Regions from separate parts of the Homo sapiens genome. Here region 1 is linked to region 2. Evidence: read pairs that join two places in POLR2A ChIA-PET (ENCODE). Cell type or tissue: CD4-positive, alpha-beta T cell. All regions are shown on one strand. Links, peaks and the distances in the headings refer to the core of each region. The heading gives the core; the rest is flanking DNA. Region 1 has its middle 31 kb from the start of MIR4519. Region 2 overlaps CTF1 (cardiotrophin 1).

The links. Peaks named below come from ENCODE experiments on the same cell type or tissue, not always from the same donor. Only the 100,000 strongest peaks of a DNase experiment are listed, where the experiment ranks them.
Region 1: POLR2A ChIA-PET joins it to region 2 with 56 read pairs; 24 of 35 experiments call an interaction of 5 or more read pairs at or near these places.

What each region holds. Positions count from the first base shown.
Region 1 is chr16:30,841,667-30,847,033 of GRCh38, forward strand. It overlaps a transcript of BCL7C not described here. Among named protein-coding and RNA genes, the nearest start is that of MIR4519, 31 kb to the right of the region's middle. RefSeq lists enhancers at 2,955-3,044, 3,085-3,184. In CD4-positive, alpha-beta T cell, for the core only: CTCF peaks have their summits at 3,209 (motif pointing right) and 3,408; a DNase peak (open chromatin) is centred at 3,225.
Region 2 is chr16:30,899,285-30,904,651 of GRCh38, forward strand. CTF1 (cardiotrophin 1) reads left to right here. Exons shown (of 3, transcript NM_001330.5): 2 at 131-249; 3 at 2,794-4,263. The coding sequence ends at 3,255. It also overlaps the pseudogene CTF2P. Among named protein-coding and RNA genes, the nearest start is that of CTF1, 5.4 kb to the left of the region's middle. RefSeq lists a silencer at 2,742-3,241 and enhancers at 4,803-5,303, 5,304-5,367. In CD4-positive, alpha-beta T cell, for the core only: no CTCF peak of the experiment used is centred there; DNase peaks (open chromatin) are centred at 3,027, 3,277 and 4,517; H3K4me3 peaks cover 1,470 bases; H3K27ac peaks cover 1,950 bases.

The DNA.
Region 1 (5,367 bases), core at 226-5,225, 58 kb before region 2:
GGCCCTTGGCCGGGCATGGTGGCTCACACCTGTAATCCCAGCACTTTGGGAGATTGAGGCGGGCAGATCACGAGGTCAGGAGATCAAGACCATCCTGGCTAACATGGTGAAACCCCATCTCTACTAAAGATACAAAAAATTAGCCAGGCGTGGTGGTGGGCACCTGTAGTCCCAGCCACTCGGGAGGCTGAGGCAGGAGAATGGCATGAACCTGGGAGGCGGAGCTTGCAGTGAGCCGAGATCATGCCACTGCACTCCAGCCTGGGCCAAATGCGAGACTCCATCTCAAAAAAAAAAAAAAAAAAAAAAAAGCTCAGGGCCCTTGTCCACCAGAGACAAGGTGCCCCCTGACCCCTTCTTCCAAATATACTCTTCTGTCTTTGTCTTTTATTCCCGTGTTCACCCCCCTTTGTTCAGTCTCCCAAGGTCCGTGCAGGTTACAGTAATTGAGTTACAGTGAAGTTGTTAGGGTGGGCTCTAATTCAATACGACTGGTACACTTAAGAGGAAATTTAGACACAGACATATACAAAGTGAAGACCATGTAGAGACACAAGGAGAACAAGGCCATTTACAAGACAATGAGAGAGGCCTCAGAAGAAACCAACTCTGCCGACACCTTGGTCTTGGACTTCCAGTCTCCAGAACTATGAGAAAATAAATTTCTGTTGTTGAAGCCACCCAATCTGTGGTACCTTGTTATGGTATACCTAGCTAAAGAGCACACTGGCCACTCAAGAGGAAACTTGCCTTACGCCACTTGCCTCTGTTTGATAGAACCTAACATACTATTCTGACTGCTAATTGTAAATAAAATAAGGAATAATTAAAGAAAAGTTACAGCCCATCTAAGGGACTCAGAAACCAGAGGAGGGAAGATCAAGCCAGTCCCTGGATGAAATGTTATTTATTTATTTTTTAAAACAGAGTCTCGCTCTGTCACCCAGGCTGGAGTGCAGTGGTGCGATCTCAGCTCACTGCAACCTCCACTTCCCGGGTTCATGCCATTCTCCTGCCTCAGCCTCCCGAGTAGCTGGGACCACTGGCGCCCGCCACCGCTCCCAGCTAATTTTTTGTATTTTTAGTACAGACAGGGTATCACCGTGTCAGCCAGGATGGTCTCGATCTCCTGACCTCGTGATCCGCTCGCCTCAGCCTCCCAAAGTGCTGGGATTACAGGCATGAGCCACCGCGCCCAGCCATTCTCCTGACCTTGTGATCCACCCTCCTCAGCTTCCCAAAGTGCTGGGATTACAGGCGTGAGCCACTGCACCTGGCCAAAATGGTTTTAACTGAAGTAAAATTGATTGAAGTCTGTTTTTTAAAAAAAGTTACAAGAGCTCAAACTTCCTTGTCACCAATCCTGTTCTTTCCAAATCCCTGGCCATCCAGCCAAATCATGAGCAACTGCCCATGCGTTAGTATAGGTCTGTACTTCTGGCTATTTCTCATTCCAGACATAGCAAACAATCAAACATACTAGTCAAAATTCCGGCCACTGCGAGGCCATGACAGCAGATTTTGCAGACTCTTCTGTAGAATGAGAGATACTCCAGGAGGTCATAGACACTAATGGAGGGAGAGGAAGACAATGTAGCAAGAGTTGGTGTTGGGCTGGGTGCCGTGACTCATGCCAGTAATCCCAGCACTTTGGGAGGCTGAGGCAGGAGGATCACTTGAGACCAGGAGTTTGAGACCAGCCTGGGCAACATAGTGAGACCTTGTCTCTACTAAAAATGAAAAAGTTAGCTAGGCGTAGTGGCACATGCCTGTAGTCCCAGCTACTTGGGAGGCTGAGGTAGGAGGGTCACTTGGGCCTGGGAGGTTGAGGCTGCAGTGAGCTGTGATCATGCCACTGCACTCCAGTCTCGGTGACAGAGTGAGACCCTGACTCAAAAAACAAAAAAAAAAAGTTGGTGTGAAGGAGTGGATTCTTCTATTGGTGTTTGCCATGTTTGCCATGGACACTGAGCGTTACCGGATCTGCTGGATCTCAAGCACCACACAGTAGACCAGCATGTGATGTAATGCAGCCTGGACTTGCTGCAGAGCCTTCTCTCGCTCCAGTCCCTGCTCAAAACTAGCAGCATAGACCGGGCACTGTGGGTCATGCCTGTAATTCCAGGATTTTGGGAGGCTGAGGTGGGTGGATCACTTGAGGTCAGGAGTTGGAGACCAGCCTGGCCAATATGGTGAAACCTCATCTCTACTAAAAATACAAAGAATAGCCAGGCATTGTGGCACATGCCTGTAATCCCAGCTACTTGGGATGCTGCTTGGCAGGAGAATCTCTTAAACCCGGGAGGCAGAGGTTGCAGTGAGCTGAGATCGCACCATTGCACTCCAGCTTTGGCGACAAAGCGAGACTCTGCCTCAAAAAAAAAAAAAAAAAAAAAAAAAAAAGTCCGGGCGTGGTGGCTCATGCCTATAATCCCAGCACTTTGGGAGGCCGAGGCAGGCGGATCACAAGGTCAAGAGATCAAGACCATCCTGGCCAACATGGTGAAACTCCGTCTCTACTAAAAATACCAAAATTAGCTGGGCGTGGTGGTGCGCACCTGTAGTCCCAGCTACTCGGGAGGCTGAGGCAGGAGAACTGCTTGAACCCAGGGGGCAGGGGTTGCAGTGAGCCCAGATGGCACCAATGCACTCCAGCCTGGTGACAGAGTGAGACTCCGTCTCAAAAAAAAAAAAAAAAAAAAAAAAAAGGGAAAAAACAAACAAACTAGCAGCCTTACAAATACTAATTTGCTCCAAGAAAGATACTGTATCTGGGAACAGCAGCTACAATTGGAGTCACCATCTGATAAAGTTTATGATAGTCCACAGTCATTCTCCGAGATCCATCTGACTTCTGCACAGGCCACACTGGTGGGTTAAATGAGCATGTGATAGGTGTCATCACCCTTGCTTCTTTTAATTTTTTGATGGTGGCATTAATCTCTGTGCTTCCCTCAGGAATGTGGTATTTCTACTGGCTTCTTTTCTCTGTAGGGAGGGGAAGTTCCAGGGGCTTTCACTTAGGCCTTCCTGTCATATTGACCTTCAGTCTATGAGTCAGAGAGCCTATGTGGGGATTCTGGCACTATGTCAGTTTTCAATCAGTTGTCTCAGCTCTAAATGTCACCCTCCAGTACCTGCTCTAAGATAACGGGCTGGACTTCTAATACATTTCTCCTTGCAAAGAACATGATGTTATGCTTTGTCAGTAGAGGGCGCTGGTGGGACATTGCAAGAAGAAGGGGAAGCTCTTCCTGGTTCTGGTCCTGTTGAGGTTTCATTTTTCTTGCTCTTGCTGCAGTTTTTCAGGGGCAGATCCCAGTGGTTCTCTGCCCTAGATGCATGTCCAGAGTGAAAAGTCCTTGGGAGGCTCAAAGACCCCAGTTTGCAACACTTTACCACGTTCCCTCCCCCAATATGGACACCACAAATCCCATACCACATGCCGCCTTTGCTGTGAGTGGCTCCTGGCACTTGGATAGTTTTTGCACACCCACCACTGGTCCTGACCTTTATTGGCTTTCTCTAGCACTGAACTCTGGCAGAGCACGCTTCTCCAGTACTTGGCTTCTGTAGCAGTCTAGCTTTCTCCAGCACTGTGCTCTCACCAAGCGCACTTTATCTAACAGGTAGAAAGCATGGCTTTCTCTGCCACTTGGTTCCTGTATGGGTAGAGCTTCCTCAGGCACTGGGCTCTCGCTGAGTCTGCATGCTCTCGTGCTTGACTCCTCTAATAGCCTGACTCTCTACAGTGCTTGATCCTTGCACTGGCAAAGCTCTTTCCAGCAATGGGCTCCTGCAGAGTGAGTTTCCTACAGTTCTTGGTTCCAACAGTGCTTGGTGGAATAGCAGCTTCACCTGATACCCCAGAGGGCAGATTTCTAGGAGGTCTCATTTGGTGAGGCATGTCAGTGGCTTCTCTGCCATGCCTTTCAAATGACATCTGGATCTCAGCCCTTGTGGGAGAAGATTCTTCATTGGATACTGTATCTCAGCCCCGGGGATAGTAGCTGATCTTTATATCTGCCACCTCTGTATTTCTGCATTCTTTTTTTTTTTTTCTTTTTATTGAGACAGCACTCTGTTGCCCAGGCTGGAGTACAGTGGTGCAATCACAGCTCACTGCAGCCTCAAACTCCTGGGCTCAAGAGATCCTTCAGCTGGGCGCAGTGGCTCATGCCTATAATCCCAGCACTTTGGGAGGCCGAGACAGGCGGATCACAAGATCAGGAGATCGAGACCAGCCTGGCCAACGTGGTGAAACCCCGTCTCTACTAACAATACAAAAATTAGCTGTGCATGGTGGCAGGTGCCTGTAGTCCCAGCTACTCCGGAGGCTGAGGCAGGAGAATTGCTTGAACCCGGGAGGCAGAGGTTGTAGTGAGCTGAGCTGAGATCACGCCACTGCACTCCAGCCTGGGCAACAGAGCGAGACTCCATCTCAAAAAAAAAAAAAAAGAAAGATCCTTCAGCCTCAGCCTCCTCAGTAGCTGGGACCACAGGTTTGCACCACCATGCCTGGCTAATTTTAAAATTTATTTATTTATTTATTTATTTATTTATTTATTTATTTTTTGGAGATGGAGTCTCACTCTGTGGCCCAGGCTGGAGTGCAGTGGCGCGATCTCAGCTCACTGCAAGCTCCGCCTTCTGGGTTTAAGAGATTCTCCTGCTTCAGCCTCCCGAGTAGCTGGGACTACAGGCGCCCACCAACACGCCCGGCTAAATTTTTTTGTATTTTTAGTAGAGACGGGGTTTCACTGTGTTAGCCAGGATGGTCTCGATCTCCTGACCTCGTGATCCGCCCACCTAGGCCTCCCAAAGTTCTGGGATTACAGGCATGAGCCACTGCGCCCGGCTTAAAATTTATCTTTATTTTTTGTAGAGATGAGGTCTTACTATATTGCCCAGGCTCTCTGTATTCTTTAGAATTGTCTTTAGCTCTCATTAACCAATTCCCTATCATTCCAATCCCCTATCAATAATTCCTTATGTTAAACTCCCATTGTGGCTTCTGCCTTTTGATTGAACCTTAACTGATATAATAAGTGGCACTGGGAGTGATCCCAGGAGACAGACCTGTGGAGATGGATTTGGGGATTTATTTAATCACACCCTGGGCTTGAGCTCCCTGCTGAGCTCCTTGCCTTGGGAAGTGGGATGCCAGCAACCCATGGCCTGCAGTAGCATTCCAGCTAGTGACGCTGTCACGTGATGGTGGTGAAGTGCCTACTGAAGCACATGCCTTGGGAACCCAAATGGCTGCTATTCTTGACTACAGTGACAGCAGTAATGACCAAGGAGCAAGGACTGTGGTGTGCGATGGATTCTTTTCAGTACAGTCGAGTTATTACAAAGAGAAAATGG
Region 2 (5,367 bases), core at 188-5,187:
CTGGTGCCTCATTTTCCTTCAGTTGGAATGGGACAGACCCTGATGGGGTCAGGAACAAAGAGCCAGCGTGGGAGAGGTGATCAATGAGCAGGAGGTTGGCCATCCTCATTCCTCCCCCCTTTCCCACCAGAAGACCCCCAGACTGATTCCTCAGTCTCACTTCTTCCCCACTTGGAGGCCAAGATCCGTCAGACACACAGCCTTGCGCACCTCCTCACCAAATACGCTGAGCAGCTGCTCCAGGAATATGTGAGTGGGAATGGGGGTGGGGGTGCCGGGGGCCTGGGGAATGGGAGCAGACATCACAGAGGTCCTCGATCACCCATTCTCTCAACCTCATTTTCCAACTGTGGAAATCAGGGCTCCTGAGAGGGACAGCAACTTGCCCCTGGCCACACAGCAAATTGGAAGAGGACCCTGTCTGTGACCCAGATGCCACTCTGTCCTCTCCAGCTTAGAGGCACCCTCCTCAGTGCTTTGTTTTTGAGAGGAGGCCTCGCTCTGTCGCCCAGGCTGGAGTGCAGTGGTGCCATTATGGCTCATTGCAGCCTCAACCTCCTGGGCTTAAGCAATCCTCCTGCCTTAGCCTCTCAAGTAGGTGGGGCCACAGGCACACACCATCATGCCTGGGTAATTTTTTCATTATTTTGTAGAGGCAGGGTCTTGCTGTATTGCCCAGGCTGGTCTTGAACTCCTGGGCTCAAGTGACCTTGGTGCTTTAAGTCAGAGGTAGCCAGGTAGCCTGGGGCAGTGAAGAGAACTCTGATCTGTATCTCAGGAAACCGAGGTTCTAGGCTCTGCGTGACCTTGACACCTCCCCTCCATGGGCCTTGGTCTCTCCCCAACAGTAAAAGGAGGCAGCTAAATATGATTAACTCTGAACTCTCCCACCTGGGATATTCAGGGAAGCCAAGAAGAGGTTCCAATCTGGAGCAACAGTTATCCCAAGAGGGCACTTTCACAGAAGACAGGGATCTGCTGACATCTTTAGTTGGGCAGAGGACCCTGCCCAAGGAAAGAAAATATTTCCCCAAATTACCCTCGTGTAGTGAAGGGAGGGTATAGCTTTGAATCAGACTGCAGGCCTGCCAACTTGTTAACTGTGAGCTTGGGCAGTAACAATAACATTAAAAATAATAATGTAACAATTATGGCAGCGGATAGTGGGAGAATAGTGGCATAATAGAACTAGCTTTGGGCTGGGTGCGTTGGCTCATGCCTGTAATCCCATTGCTTTTGGAGGCTGAGGCAGGAGGATTGCTTGAGCTCGGGAGTTCGAGACCAGCCTGGGTAACACAGTGAGCCCTCATCTCTTAAAAAAGAAAAGAATAAAAGAAAAGAAAATAAAAAGGAAAAGAAAAAAATAGCCAGGCGTGGTGGTGTATGCCTGTGGTTCCATCTACTCAGGAGGCTGAGTGTGGAGGATTGCTTGAGCCCTGGAGGCTGTGTGATCAAACCATTGCTCTCCACCCTTGGCGACAGTGTGAGACCCCATCTATTTAAAACAAACAAAGAAAACTAGCTTTGTACTGCTATGAACTTTGGTTCAAATTCCAGCTCTGCCACTTCCTAGGGTAAGTCACTATAGTCACTGTATCTCCAGCCCAACATTTTTTTTTTTTTTTTGAAATGGAGTTTCGCTCTTGTGGCCCAGGTTGGAGTGCAATGGTGCGATCTCAGTTCACTGCAACCTCCGCCTCCCAGGTTCAAGGGATTCTTCTGCCTCAGTCTCCTGAGTAGCTGGGATTACAGTCACCACCACCATATCTGGCTAATTTTTGTATTTTTAGTAGAGATAGGGTTTCACCATGTTGGCCAGGTGGGTCTTGAACTCCTGACTTCAGCTGATCTGCCTGCCTTGGCCTCCCAGAGTGCCTGGATTACAGGCGTGAGTCACCGTGCCCAGCCCCACATTTATCTTTCATTTGTTCATTCATATGATGTTGATTCATTGAGCCCCTGCTCAATGCAGGTACAGAGGTTGGGGAGGATAGGGAAGGGAATGAAGCCCCCTTGGCCCCTGGACTATCTTATATGATTTCCATGAAGACAGGACAGGAAGCTTCCCCATTCATTGTACAGATGAGAAGGCTGAGGCTCAGAGAAGGGAAGTGGTTTTGCCCCAAACTGCACAGCTAGTAAGTGGTGAAGATAGGATTTGAACTCTGGTCTGTAAGGTAACTTTAATAAAAGAGCTGACATTTTTACTGAACTCTTCCTGGGACCAGGCCCTGTCTTGAACACTTGACATGGTCATAACTGCTTTATGAAGTTGCTGCTGTTATTAGGTCCTATTTATTTATTTATTGAGACAGGGTCTGACTCTCACCCAGGCTGGAGGGCAGTGGTGCCATCATAGCTCATTGAAGCCTTGACCTCCTGGGCTCAAGCAATCCTCCCACCTCAGCCTCAGCCTCCGGAACAGCTGGAACTACAGACATGCGCCACCACACTCGCTATTTTTTTTTTTTTTTTTTTTTTTAGAGCTGTGGTCTTGCTGTGTTGCCTAGGCTGGTCTCGAACCCCTGGGCTCAAGTGATTATCTCACCTTGGCCTCCCAAAGTGCTGACCTAAACTGGCCCAGTCTGGGTCCAGTTTAGGGAGGAAGAAACAGGCATTGGTGTCAAGCGCATGCCACTTTGTTTTGCCTTAAACAGAGCAGCTCTGTTAGGAGGGATTATCATCTGCAAGATGAGGAAACTGACACCCCCAGAGAGCGGGTTGGAGAGCCCAGTTAACAGCCCCCTGCCCGTGCTCCGGGGCCCCGCTGACCCGCCGGCCGTGTCTCCGCAGGTGCAGCTCCAGGGAGACCCCTTCGGGCTGCCCAGCTTCTCGCCGCCGCGGCTGCCGGTGGCCGGCCTGAGCGCCCCGGCTCCGAGCCACGCGGGGCTGCCAGTGCACGAGCGGCTGCGGCTGGACGCGGCGGCGCTGGCCGCGCTGCCCCCGCTGCTGGACGCAGTGTGTCGCCGCCAGGCCGAGCTGAACCCGCGCGCGCCGCGCCTGCTGCGCCGCCTGGAGGACGCGGCGCGCCAGGCCCGGGCCCTGGGCGCCGCCGTGGAGGCCTTGCTGGCCGCGCTGGGCGCCGCCAACCGCGGGCCCCGGGCCGAGCCCCCCGCCGCCACCGCCTCAGCCGCCTCCGCCACCGGGGTCTTCCCCGCCAAGGTGCTGGGGCTCCGCGTTTGCGGCCTCTACCGCGAGTGGCTGAGCCGCACCGAGGGCGACCTGGGCCAGCTGCTGCCCGGGGGCTCGGCCTGAGCGCCGCGGGGCAGCTCGCCCCGCCTCCTCCCGCTGGGTTCCGTCTCTCCTTCCGCTTCTTTGTCTTTCTCTGCCGCTGTCGGTGTCTGTCTGTCTGCTCTTAGCTGTCTCCATTGCCTCGGCCTTCTTTGCTTTTTGTGGGGGAGAGGGGAGGGGACGGGCAGGGTCTCTGTCGCCCAGGCTGGGGTGCAGTGGCGCGATCCCAGCACTGCAGCCTCAACCTCCTGGGCTCAAGCCATCCTTCCGCCTCAGCTTCCCCAGCAGCTGGGACTACAGGCACGCGCCACCACAGCCGGCTAATTTTTTATTTAATTTTTTGTAGAGACGAGGTTTCGCCATGTTGCCCAGGCTGGTCTTGAACTCCGGGGCTCAAGCGATCCTCCCGCTTCAGCCTCCCTAAGTGCTGGGATTGCAGGCGTGAGCCACTTTCCCAGCCTCTCTTTGCTTTGCCTGCCCCGTTCTCTTAACTCTTGGACCCTCCTCGTCTGCATGGTAACTCCGTCTGAGTCTACCATTTTCTTGCTCTCCCTCCTTCCTTGGGCCTGCCTCAGTTCCCTTTGGCCTCCCCCTTTACCCAGCTCTTGGGGTGTCTCTGTTTTTTCCATCCCCACTTCCTGCCTTCTCGTGGCCCTGTGTGAGCACATGTGTACATCTCAGCCTTATCTCAAGGAGGTGACACCTTCTCTCCTTGTCCCCATCTGGCTGTCTCTCTGTGCTTCCCTGGCCAGGGGCGTGCCTGCTGGTCCTATGGGGGGAAGGCTACTCTGCATCTCAGCCACCTTCCTCAGGCTCACTCCACCTACATCCCCAGTCTGCCACACCCCATCCCTTTGGGCCTCAGCCCTGTCCCTTTGATGTCCTCCTTTCCTTCAGCCCCTCTGCCCTGTCCCTGCACACCTCCACTGCCTCCCAGCAGATCTGTGGAGACAAAACAAGCAACACCTTAAAAGAGTTTTATTTCTGAAAATAAATTAATTTTTTGTAAATAAAATGTTTAAAAATAAAAAAGAAACTAAAGTTACTTGTATATATAGTTGTTGAAAATGGGGAGACAGCTTTAGGGAGAAAAGGACCCTTGGGATGCAGCCTAGTCCCCCAGACATGCCCAAGAAGCCCAGCAGTATAAATAGGAGGCTGACAGCCCCTGGCCAGTGGTGCCCTCTGCCAGCCCAGAACAGGAAGTGGATGTGTCCTAACAGGAAACAGATGTGATGCAGTCCTTAGTTCTTCAAGAATTGGGCTTCCATGGATCAGGAAGTGGAGCCCCTGAGGACAGGAAGTGGAACAGTAGCCCCAGAGAGACAGGCCAAGGAGGGGAGCCAATGAACTTCAGCAGGAAGAAGGAAGCCTATCCGCTTAGAAAGGCGGGCTCTTCATACAGCGAATGAGGCAGACAGAGACAGGAAGGCAGCCCCAACCGTCCCAAAATTACAAAAAAGGGAAGGTCTCAGGGAGAGCCTAGGAAGGGGACCAACTGTCCTCTCCCTGTAGAGTGACAGGTGAAGCCTCTTTGGAGAGGTGCATCTTTCCAACCAGGAAGTGGACACCCAGTACCACTGGATGGGTAACCCATGGAATGGCATCCATGGAGGTTGACCCAGACCTAGAACGCAGGCCAGAGGACCTGGGCCGGAAGGCCCTGAAATAAGGAAATTGAGGCCTGGCTCCCAGGAAATATTCCCATACATGGCACCCAAGCCCCATCTGCTAGATGAGGTTTATCTCCTTTTCTAGCCCACAAGCAAGGCAGAAAAGAGGCCATTGTGAAAGAGGAAGTGCTGCAGCCTCTGACAGGAAGTCCTACCCCTCTATGCTGAGTACTTAGCCTTGAGCAGAGCCAAGTCTCTCACAGCTCGGTCTGTCCAGTGGCCATATTCCCGGGTCACCACGTAGCCTCGACATTTCCTCTCAAAGGCCGAGGCCCCAAAGGCAGCAAGCCCTAGAGTATCCTCTTCTGGGGGGATTGGCAGCCCCAGGGCCGTCATGATGGCGGCCATATTGCCCAGCAGGCCTTGGGCCCTGAGTCTCGCAGCCCCGAGCTGAGCCGGCAGGATGGGACTGCCAGGGTTCAGGTCGCTCTGGTCGTCCTCCACGAGCTGGAGGTGCTGGGTC